2 separate regions of the Homo sapiens genome follow, and region 2 is linked to region 1. A link is a contact called in ENCODE Hi-C data. All regions are on one chromosome and are shown on one strand. The core of a region is the stretch at or near the end of the contact, and the rest is flanking DNA. Distances in the headings are between cores, read along the strand shown.

Region 1 (6,295 bases), core at 3,579-6,078:
ACCCAAGCCCAGAGAAGACTCACAGATATAGGTGTAACATTTTCCAACATGTGCTGGGAACCCCTGAAGTATTAGGGAAGATCTGAAATGAGTATGGAGAGGGCAGAGACCGCACACAGACTGGGAGGGAGAAGGTGAATTCTGAGCCCCCTGATTGTCACAGCTGGGACATTTGTTTAGGACATGCCTTTCCCTCCACCTCTGGCTTTCACAGGTCCTTCCTGAGCTCCAGGTAGGCAATTTTTCTAAGGTGTCAAGGACAACGTGTTATATCTTCAGAGTACTTGTGTTTTAGAAGTTATAGCAACAACTGCAAAAGGTAAGATTTCAGGTAGTATGGAAACTAATTTAGGGAGATACTTTCCAGTATCTCTAAAATCTTACCACTTAGGTGTTCCAACCTGTTATAGTGCTTTCTCAATGTCCTTTGCAGTTTTATCTGTTTAATTTGAAAGCCTTGGATGGAGCTTGTGTTCTCCAAGTAGACTACAGTCCCCACCACAGCCTACTGTCCTTCTTAGGGCCCAGGCTCTCATCTATGTCACCTGCCCAGGTCCCGGGGCATTTCTGCTTAAGCCCCTGGTAAATTCTGTCTGGAATTGTGTCTGGAATTGTGGAAACTGTGTCAGATCACTACTTAGTGGAAGTGATGCCTAGAAAATGATGAGAGAAAAGACAGAAAAATCCCAAGGCTCCAGGGCTTGCTCCTGAATAATTCCAAAAAAAAAAAAAAGGAAGAAATTTAGAAGTAATCTTTTTCCATCAAGCACACAGCTTAGCTAGATTTATTGTTAGAGGTCCCCTAATTTATGGTCTTGTGGAATATGACTATCAACTAGAAGCAATTAGAAAGAACTGTTAGTAATTTTTTCTATCAAATTTGAAACTGAACAACTGTTAAGCTACCCAGAACAACTGACAATGATGTCATCTGTGTCTATTACTATGCAGACACCTATTTATTCAATGGACTCAGACTAGAGTTCTTTGAAATTAATGTATTCTATATTTAGTGGTGTGGGAAAACACATGTATTTTGATGACACATGAGCCCAACTACCTCATGTGGCTTCTTGGGTCTTAGGAGGATGCGCTATTTTTCTGAGGAAACTCAGGCAGTAAACAGCCATCTAAGATTTATATCCAGACCTGAGTGATTCCAAAGCCTCTACTCTTAAGTATTACATGTCTGCCTCCCCAAAGTAATCATTGTCATTTATCAGGCATCTAGTCTGTGTACTGTACAACATTTTAATCTAATCTTTAAAAATCCTGTGACAGACACTTCTTTACTGAATGAAATATATTTTGTATTTTTGGCATATACTATTGTTTTTACTACAAAAATGCATATGTCAGATTGTAAATATGTCTCAGATAAGTTTCTCCATGTGGATAGCATTGATAATTAATTTACCTGTTTTATCCCCTAGAAGAGTAACATTGTGCTTTAACCAGAGCTGGTGCCAAAAAAAGGTTGAAGGATTGACTTTGAATCGTTCACAGGCATTTAACATCTACTCTACTAGTAAGTTGGAATAAACAGTAAAATTTTAGCTCTGACCTCAATCCTTAATAGCTTAAAGCCCAAAGATCAAAATAAGTCATGCAAATGCTTTATAGACTAGGAAGCATAATAAATAAGTGCCTCTATGCCTTGGCCAGAATTAGCTTTACTGTGGTTTCAGCAACACGGATTTCTGTTATTACAATTGTATCATGGTACATCCAGACATAATATTCTCTGTTACCTAGACCACATGTTCCCAGAGGATTTAGAATAAGGACTCAATAAATTGAATTGAATGTATAAACCAATAAACAGCTTTAAGAGTAGAAACTAAGAGAAGAATATTAGACTAACATGACCAGACAATGGGTCAGATTATTCAGGGAAATCTTTTGCAATTTAAGTGAGTCTTGTGCTGAAGTTTATTTAAATAAGAGAAATTCGTGAAAAAGACAGAGACTGATTTATGCAAATGAGACAGTCTAGACTAAGTCTTAAAAGTCAGCATGAGAGAACTACTTCAATAAATAAAGAAAGGTTAGCCAGAATATAGAACAGAGATGATGTATGAAAAGAAGTGAATAAAAATGGAGTGGAATGAAAATTGAGCAACAAGAGTATTTGATAGATATCTCTAAAAGATTTTTATACTCAATCCTTACATTTTTTTTCTTTCTACATACTGTTGGAATATGAATTTCATTTTGGTCAAACACAAATTGGCCACAAATATGTCAATTATTTGCAATAATGTTTTTCATAACCTTATGAAAAACCTAAGCATCAGTAGCATGCTTATTTTAAAAAAATCTTAAGAACTCATATTCCACAAAAATTATATTGGCAAACAGGGCATGCTCAGTTAAACCAACACTACAATATAGGATACATAATACTTACACAATTGTATCTTCCTCTCCTGATGAATTAGGGGGTACTATAGATCTTTTTTTTTTCTTACCCACTACTACTGTTTTTTGGGAAAACTATTTGCCAATGACTAACATCATCTGGATTAGAAAAAAGCTGGGCCATCTTTGAATAAGAAATGCAGGTCCCTTTCATTTTTTTTTCATTTATTTTGAAGATTGGACAAGTTACTTTGAAAACTTACAATGTAGCAAGCCTTGTCACTATCAAGAACTGGAACCTCATCTTTGGCTCACAATTATTCCAACTGATTGGGCTATTTAGCTGCACATACTGAAGAGTTAAGGGAAAATAAGTCAATTAATTGTACAGTACATGAATCACTGAAAGCCACATGTGTAACTTTTTAAAAAATCATTCAGCATTCAATAACTCATAAAAATAAATGCTGAGGGAAATAAATAGGCTTTTTTACAATTTCTTAAAAATTAATACTAGCTAACACTTCAATGATCTTCAAACACTGGACCATTTTTTTGTATTGTCATTAATACAGACAAGGCAAGATTGTGGATTCAAATGAATTACAACCACATTCAAATGAGACCATTTAAAATGCAACATAAGTATGTGGACAATGGGCCAGTATAGCGTTTATTTGAATACATTTAATTGGAGGTCCCTGGGGGTGGCTGGTACCTCAAGATCTGGGCCTGATAATGTCTTACTCATCTTTAAGAGTCCCCAGAAACTTCTCAGTATGGTCCCTGGAGCCCAATTTTCTCTTGACAACACAATCATTCATTTTGCAAAATAGAGGGTCTCCATGAAGAGAGATTTTGTGCATGTGATGCCTTAATACTGGAAATAAATTTCTACTTTCATTTTGTTGACCCTGAAAAACTTCCTGTTATTTTTGGATTAAAAAATAATCACCAGAAATTTCTGGAGCCCCCTTGCGTTTTGAACAATTCAATCTTAGTCCAGCATTATTTCCTAGCTATCATCCAGTGTCTCAGGAATCCAATCTAGAGGCTTCAAAATCTGTTTTTTTAACTTAGTTTCAGAATCCTGAAACGTATGCCTCATTTAGAAAGTAATATGCTACATACAGTATAAACTGTGGCTTCTTTTTCGTTTCTGGAAATGAATAGCCAAAGCAATTGCACATCTCAGTTCTCTCTAATGACCAGGCCTGCTATCAAATTTGAAAGGAGATAGTATTATATTTAGTATCATATATCTCTTATGTCTCCTATTAACTAACTTTTGGGAACCTGAGGCATGTGAGAACAACCTTTGTTTTTATTCTTGATTTCAAAGGATATTTGACACTAAAAGGGTCAAAGATAAAGTCGATTTCCCCAAAATTTGGCTGTGATAGGAAGTTCAATAAATATACTCAAAAAACTATTTTACCTTATGCTTCGGATTCCACTTTTTAGATGTACAGTGAGCTTTTAAATGACGTCAAAACTCCTGGGTACTTACCCAAATCTGCACTTATCTCCAGGCCTCATACAGCTCACTCATGTTTAGTAGGCGTCAGGTCCATTAAATATAACTGTAACCATATTGTCTCTGCTTAACGGTAAATGGAAAACAATGGATGCCACAAACTTTAATATTCAGAAGACCTGGTCTAGGCTGGCTTTTTACTGGAAGACTGTGTCCAGCTCTGGGCTTCAAAGGCAGAGCAATAGGGAGAATTCGGATAGAGTTTATTAAAGCCCTTAGGGAGATTGAGAATAAAAGAAAATAATCATTCATTCATATTTTTTAAAAGGTGAGAAAATGACTTTTTATTGCAGAGAACAAATGAAGTTATTTTAGAATAAAGTGGGGAATTTATATTTAAGTTTGGTATAAGAAATCATTTTCTAACATCTGAAATTATCAGAGCTGGAGTTGAAAAGCCCGGTTAATTATGGATTCTTCTCTGAGGTATATAAAATGGAGCGAGTCTCAGGGACTTGGGTTGGTTTATGTATGTCTGTCATGAAGATGTGTGGTTAAAGTAGGTATTTTCTGAAATTATTTTCCAACTCTAGATTTCAAACGCTGGTAGCCAAATATACAGTCTTTTCATAAGTCTACTTAAGACATTACTTGTTTTTAAGTAGACTTAAAATATCTATAGATGTGATGGAATAAATTACAGAAAGTATCTTTGCCATTTATTTCCCTACAGAGAGGATTTACACATAAGCAGCTCTCTAGATAAAAAAAAATATATAGGAACCAAACCAGTTCACTACAGATTATACAAAAGTAAAAGCAAACAGCACACAGTATAAGAATAGATAATAATGCTCTCCTGTGTAGCTTCAGAGAGCTTATCATAAAGAGGCCCTTAATCAGAAGAGGAACTGAAAATACAGAGAGGCAGTTTGCTACAAAGGTCACTCATGTTGGTAGCCCCAGAAAACATTTGAAAAAGACGAAATATAGGGAACTTTGGCGATTCCCTACTTCCCCTATCTCAGTTTTTCAGTATCTTTTTGCTGCCACCTGACTGTTGAGAGTTATTCCTAGGAGCAAATACATTGTTTCTGCTTTTTCTACCCTAAAGACACACCTCTGTTACTAAACTTTCCCTGACTCATGCCTTCAATTTAAAAATTTTAGTTTCATCTCCCACTATTTTGAGTTAAACTGATTTACTAACCCATGCCAGAGGGTGATATATCCTTAACAGATTAAGTATCTGTTTACATAGTGCTTCTACTGCTGAGAGTTCTAGGTTATTTGTCAGAAAGGGACTGATGGGACATTATGCTGCCCCTAGAATACAACTAATCAGGTGCCTATCTCATCTATGTGTTTAGACCAGCATAGATGAACTAGCAAACAAAAAATCTGAATATACATCTTGAAATATCTTTCTATTTTTCCTCTACAAAATATAAACAGAATATATATAATCATTCTTTCAAATACTCCTATAATTTACTCTTCCTGCAAACACTTCAAAAGGTTAAAAAAAAAAGCAAGCTATGTCTAATCCATTTAACAGTGATTGCAGTACACTGATCTTGTCATATGAATTGGAATGTTTTATTACTTATGTTTCTATAATGAAGAATTTAATTTTCTTTGCTTTATTAATTGACAATAAAGAAAGATTTGCAGGGTTTTGAATTTTAAACAGCATTAATGACAGGTGAGTCCAAGAACAGCCAATTATTCCCTGGCCAATTTCAGTGAATTGAAGAGATTTGTTTAGTTTTACCAGGATTTAAAGCTGCACCCAGCTTTTGTTTTTCAAACAACATATTGCTTTTGGGGGACAGGAGAAACAGTTGCTTAAAAATGGTCATTTAACACTTATGAGTGTTTTCGTTGTTACTCTTATTTGTTTTGTTGTTTGATAGAGAGTGTTCAAATAATGTGTGGAAAAGAAACTGTTGGATCGCGCAGAAATATTTAGAACAGATGAGATTATGAAGATTCTGTTTTTCTTGTTATATCTTTGTTCTTAAATATCACATGCAAATATTGTATTCCCGAACACATCAGTTAATGATACCTAATCTTTGTTGCACTTTGCAATTTTTAAGTCATGTTCATGGTAACTCTTTTGATCATTACTACAACCCTGTGAGGTTGAAAGAAAGAACACTATGATCCCTATTTTATAGATGAGAAAATAAAGCTTGGAGGCCGGGCGCTGTGGCTCAGGCCTGTAATCCCAGCCCTTAGGGAGGCCGAGGCGGGCGGATAGCGAGGTCAGGAGATCGAGACCATCCGGCTAACACGGTGAAACCCCGTCTCTACTAAAAAAAAAATACAAAAAAATTAGCCGGGCGTGGTGGCAGGAGCCTGTAGTCCCAGCTGCTCGGGAGGCTGAGGCAGGAGAATGGCGTGAACCCCGGAGGTGGAGCTTGCAGTGAGCTGAGATCGCGCCACTGCACT
Region 2 (5,890 bases), core at 2,926-5,425, 86 kb before region 1:
AAAAATAGGCATAGGGAGGTATGTAGTCAGAACTTGGTATTTGCTTTCCCATTAACTACAAAGTTTCTGCACATGAAGCTTTTCTCCCTGATATTTATGACTTTTTATGTGGACATACGGAATTGGTAATATGCAGGATAAACAAATCTATATCCATAGTGAAATGGGCACAGCCTTTTATGCAGGCAGGATATGAGGTGTACGTGATGAGTGGTTGAAGTGGCTTTTCAACCGCACACATTAGACATAGTTAATGTAATTCCTGCTAAGTGCAGGAGTTTTTATTATGACATATTTTAATATGACACAATACTTTTTTTTTACAAAATGCATCCAGAAGTTATCGAAGTTCATTTGTAAGTTAACTCTGATAGCTGTATTTTAGAATTAAGTTTCTCTCATTTGCTTTACTAAATGATCACTTTTATCTGATCAATGCTTTTCAGAATCAACACTCAATAGGTGCTGAATATATGTTGATTAATCTAGCAAAAGAAATATAAGGATTTCAAATTTTCTATCACAATTTTCTACTCTTCTCTGTTTAGCTACTTTCTATAACTACTGCAACTGCAATGTATTGAATCTTCTCTTTGAAAGAAGACTGAAAAGAGGTTAAGGCACTCATTTGTATTCACCCGGAAACTGAAACTTGAAAAAAAATTATACAATACTGATAGCCGCTATTTGTTGAATGCTTACTGTGTGCTTTTTCTCGTTCCCTTTAACCCCCTTTTGTATAAATATGGACACCAGTTGGCACTATGCTCAGAAAGAGTATACTACTTACCTCTCCATTTGCCCAATAGCAGCTAAAGATGTAGAAACCAAATTCTTCCCAACAACTGCACACACTGAGCACAAACCTCACTCTCTTGTTAAAATGCAATCAAACCTGGAAATATGCTTTAAATGAAGTTAATCATCAAATGAAGTAGCAACCAAATAAGTGTAAGAGTTTTAAAGAGTTTATGTCAATATGATGCTAAAATTATATCTAATGACTAGTATTTCTTGACCATGGATGAGGGGCATAGTACTATGCTGAAGCATTTTACATACAGTTTTTTCATTTCATTTTTACGAAAACCTTATGAGTATGTACCTTTATGATTAGGGAATTTAAATAACTTTCTCAAGGTCATATTTTACCAATAAGAAAACTGAGGCCAGAGCTATAAAATGGCTGAACATAATCAATGCATATTAAAATGGCTTTATTTAAATGTTGTGGGTTAGAAGCAGTTAATATTTTCCTTTTTTTTTCCCCTTAAAGCTTCTCCTTTTCTGCAATGAGTCAGCTTGTATGCAGGGCCACTAAATAAGGCCAACTTACTGGATATTTCATATTTCTCATTGTCATTAAATAGACATATAGTCTGAATTAGAGGAAATATAGTTCTGTTTCTATCTGAAATATGTGTGAATGTGTATTACGTGATGTATTGTGTTACGGTATTACTCTGCTTTTTATCTGGGTGAATGTTAAAGAAAGCCTGACCTGGAAAAGGAGAAATGAGAATATAACAAGTGAACTTCTCTCAAGATCCACTCTACAGGACCAAAAGGTTGATTAGTTATGGCAACAAAGAAGACGAAGTCGTTATAAATGATGTTGAGGCTTTGAATCTGAGCAAATGGGGGATAGTGATACCATTTACAGGAATTGGAGGATCCCCTGGTTTTCGTTTGGGGATGAACATAAAGGCAGTTTTAGATGGCTTAAGTTTAAGATAGAGCAGACTATTGGGGGATGTGCTGTCGAGAAGATATGCAATGGGAAATCTGTAACTTAGGTGAAACTGGAAATGGCTTGAACTATGCATGGCATTTTAGAAGTCACCTTAACTAAAACTTCTGCAACAGGCATTGTTCTAGTGCTTTATGTATAGCAACCTATTTAATCCTCAAAACCAGTGAGGTATGTATTGGGTTGAATAGTGTCCTCCAAAAATTCATGTCCACTTGGAACATCAGAATGTGACCTTATTTGAAAATAAGGCCTTTGCAGATGTAATTAAAATGAGGCTCGACAGGATGAAGTAGCCAATATTCTAAATCCAATAACTGATGTACTTACAAGAAGAGGAAACAACACACAGAGACACAGAAGAGCAGGCCACGGGAAGAGTGAGACAGAAACGAGTTCCACTCCCAGAAACACCTGAGGACTTGCTGAAGAACACCTGGGGCCACCAGAAACTGGAAGAGGCAAGGAAGGAATCTTCCCTACAGCCTTCAGTGGGAGCATGGCCCTACTGATACCTTGGTTTTTAGACATCTAGCTTCACCAACTGTGAGAGGAAACATTTCTTTTGTGTTAAGTACCAAGTTTGTGGGAATCTATTAAGGCAGTCCTTGAAAACTGATACAAAGTGCACACTTTTATTACCTCCATTTTAGAAGCAAAGAAAATGAAGCACAGATGAGGCATCCAACCCACTCTCTCAAGGTCAGACAGTTAAATGGAACTAGAATTCAAACTGAGATTCTCAGGCTTCAGATTTTTGCACTTAGCCACTGCTTATACTTCCTCTATTATTTTTTATTACCTGATAATAAAGAATGACCTAACCTGTGTATAGGGAACAAGACACAGCGCAGCATTACCTGAAGGCAAACTGTTGTTCAGAATACGTAAGACATTAGGCTCAAACCATTTTTCCTTATCTAGCTATTAGATTATAAAACCATTGTTTACTGTCTTGTCAAAACCTAATATACTAAAATAAACACATCTGCTATGTAAGTAGCAATAGAGAGCTATCAGAGACGTGAATTTATTTGTAATAATCTATGACAACCTCTACAACTCATTATCTAAATCCTCTTCATCAGAATATAGTGTTTACATAGCTTCTTTTATAGCCTGATTTAATGGTTTCTGGAACCTACAATTCTGTAGAGTCAACTATATTTCTGATCTTGTCTCCATATCAAAAAATAAATAGAATTTGATTGCAGATTGTGTAACTATGGAAAAGTCACATCACATTAACTTCTTTAAATAAAAACTATGTATTTTATATGATTGACTGTATGTTGCCTGGCCATACTTTCAGAATGTTTGGAAGGGAAATGATTTCTCTTTGACATTCTCTGTGTCATTCTGTTGGTTGGGGCAGAAACCCAGATTTCTCAGGAGTAGTGTTTACTACAATTAAAACACACCTGCTACATATTGGGCACTATACATATATTACTTTATTTTTCACTCACATGACTCTCTGAGGTTATCTTCAAATTATAGATGTGAACAAGAAAGAGTATAAAGGTTAAATAACTGGAAGAAGACGACACAGATTTGAATTGTCAGAGCTGGGATTCAAGCCCACGTTTCTCCTACTCCAGTTCTCCTTCTTTCTGCTATTTTTTCCCGTACCAAATGAAGGTGGTTATCAATATCAGAAAGATGAGATACATAGGATTTTAACTAGTCAGTCTGAAGAAGATGTTCATTTCTTTACATCTTTCATTTGCCACTCCTTCATATGGAGTAAAGGTACCTTAAGGACCCCTATGAATAATAATCTGCCTTATGAAGGAATAGAGCTGTTAATGTGGGGCTGATAGACTCATGAAGCTCACTTTGGTTACGGTTGTCCTGAAAAAAATACCTGCCTACTCTATCTAGAGCCTGCTTTTTACTGCAAAAAGTAAGACACGACAGGAATACATATGCTTGGATGATTAAAGACAGATGGTGAGTAAGGTGGCTCACAATTTAATAATCATAAAAATAAGAAGACTTTCTGTTGCTTATTCCCTTAGTTTAACCCCATTTCATACCAAAAATGACATATTTTTCTCCTAAGGGGCTCAGGTTCTTTTCACCCAGGCTGGAGTGCAGTGGCACGGTCTCAGCTCACTGCAGCCTCTGCCACCCGGGCTCAAGCGATTCTCCTGCCTCAGACTCCGGAGTAGCTGGGACAACAGGTGTGCGCCACACACCCGGCTAATTTTTTTGCATTTTCAAGTAGAGATAGGGGTTTTACCATGTTAGCCAGACTGGTCTCAAACTCCTGATCTCAAGCCGTCCTCCTTGGCCTCCCAAAGGGTTGGCATTACAGGCGTGAGCCACCACGCCCGGCAAGGGTTCCACTTCTTAAACATTATTTTCTACTTGTACTTTTTAAACTTTGTGAACCAGCAGAGGGAGCTGTAGGGTCATAAGCACTGTGTTCTTTTTAAAATGATCTAATAAGCACTGAGTGTGAAGTGCTTCTGTTTCATTGCCAATGAAGAAAATACTGAGTCAACCCTCCTTGCCTATGTAGTGTTTATTCAAGGGATAAAAACTCTCCTAGGAGGCTCTACTGGCCAATTATCAGGGGTAGAACAGAACATTATTTATACAGCACACACTGCAGTGGCTCCATGGGATCTGCTCTGGTCTATTGAGTAATTACATAATTACGTGAAAAAATATATTTATCTCAGAGATCAGAAGAGATTAAAATGCCTGTCTGAAAAGCTAAGGATGCTGATATAGATGCAAAGAATTCTTTGGTTTGGCCTTATAAGTAAAACATGGGACATGTGGTGATTCAACAATTAATTAATCTTAATAAAATGAAATAAAGCTTTGACATTGCCAGTGAGGCCCTGTGATATTTTTCAAAACATTTATATGTTAATTAAAGTCGATTCACATAAAAATTAAGACGATCAGGCGTTTCTCCTTTTTATCATGGTTCAGCTCTCACAAAATGTATCTTAATCCAAAAAAAGTAAGTTTATGACATTTTATGTTACTTTAAAACAAACAGTTTAATGTAGCAATGTTTACATATCTGAAACTTGAAACCTATTTTGCCATTCTTTGAGGTTCTTTGAGGTCATAAAAGAGAGTTTTCGTTTTCATTTACACAAATGAGTATTCACGTAGTAATTTTCTAAAAATTTGAAGGTAGACTAGAAGTTTTCATTATGTCTAGGACACATTTGTATGCCCAAGTAACTGTAAAAAATTAATTAATAATAATCAAATGACACTGCCTACCATCTTCTAAGAAAGGCCCAAAGAAAAACTAATTCCATTATTATTTTTACAAAGTTTAGGATGAGTAAGACTGGTACAAAGGAGTATACAGGGATCAACATCAGATAGGCTAAGAATCTTTGGCAAACAACACTCTTCCATATTTCTTCGTGGTAGGATTTACAGATGTGTTATTTAAAATCCAATTAAGTTTGTTAATAGTAGAAAAATTAAAATGTTGAAGAAAATAGCATAAGCAAGATACTACAGCCATACATAATTGAGAAAGATTAATAGAAAAGTATTTTGAAGAAAATTATTGTAAAAGTACTAATTAACTTATTGCACAAAGAGGGAATTACATCAAGGAATAATGGTAGAGTTAGGAGGTTTGGGGTGGGGGGGTTCTGATTGACTTCATTAACCATCAGGACTTAAAGCATAAATGAGTGCAGTGTATGAAATCACAGATCCAATGCTCTTTCCCTCCATTCTCCTGATTTTTACATATATTATTTCTTCAATAACATCAAAGGCAGGAACAAGTACTTCTTGCTTGCATTTTTAAAAAAGATGAACAGACAGTAGGAGAGGATTTCTCTTTTGGTCCCTTTTTTCTATTATAGAAGTTCATACAAAAAAAAAAAATTAGTCGGGCGTGGTAGCGGGCACCTGTAGTCCCAGCTACTCAGGAGGCTGAGGCAGGAGAATGGCGTGAACCTGGGAGGCAGAGCTTGCAGTGAGCCAGGAGACAAAGCGAGACTCCGTCTCAAAAAAAAAAAAAAAAAAAAAAAAAAAAAAAAAAAAAAAAAGAAAAGAAAAAAAAAAGTTCAAAATCCTTGATTTATAGATAACTTTAGAGATATTAAGAACTGTTCTAAAAGATCCAGACTAATTCCTACAATCACA

The links. Hi-C counts contacts between places; a loop is a spot of excess contacts on that map. Pooled maps may share reads with other maps.
Region 2: a loop to region 1 is called in a map of heart right ventricle, with 5 times the contacts of the local background. The contact joins two enhancer-like sites. A Hi-C loop is called at or near these places in 9 of 168 maps with a recorded cell type or tissue (cardiac septum, gastrocnemius medialis, heart left ventricle and 1 more), 14 of 37 single-sample maps with no recorded cell type and 12 of 50 pooled maps.

The regions. Positions count from the first base shown.
Region 1 is chr2:181,990,189-181,996,483 of GRCh38, reverse strand. The region is part of intron 2 of PPP1R1C (protein phosphatase 1 regulatory inhibitor subunit 1C); the gene reads right to left. Among named protein-coding and RNA genes, the nearest start is that of PPP1R1C, 7.5 kb to the right of the region's middle. Within about 2 kb of position 4,828, at least 2 of the 41 ENCODE cell types and tissues checked have a DNase peak (open chromatin) inside an H3K27ac peak, as active enhancers do.
Region 2 is chr2:182,076,101-182,081,990 of GRCh38, reverse strand. The region is part of intron 4 of PPP1R1C (protein phosphatase 1 regulatory inhibitor subunit 1C); the gene reads right to left. Among named protein-coding and RNA genes, the nearest start is that of PPP1R1C, 93 kb to the right of the region's middle. Within about 2 kb of position 4,175, at least 3 of the 41 ENCODE cell types and tissues checked have a DNase peak (open chromatin) inside an H3K27ac peak, as active enhancers do.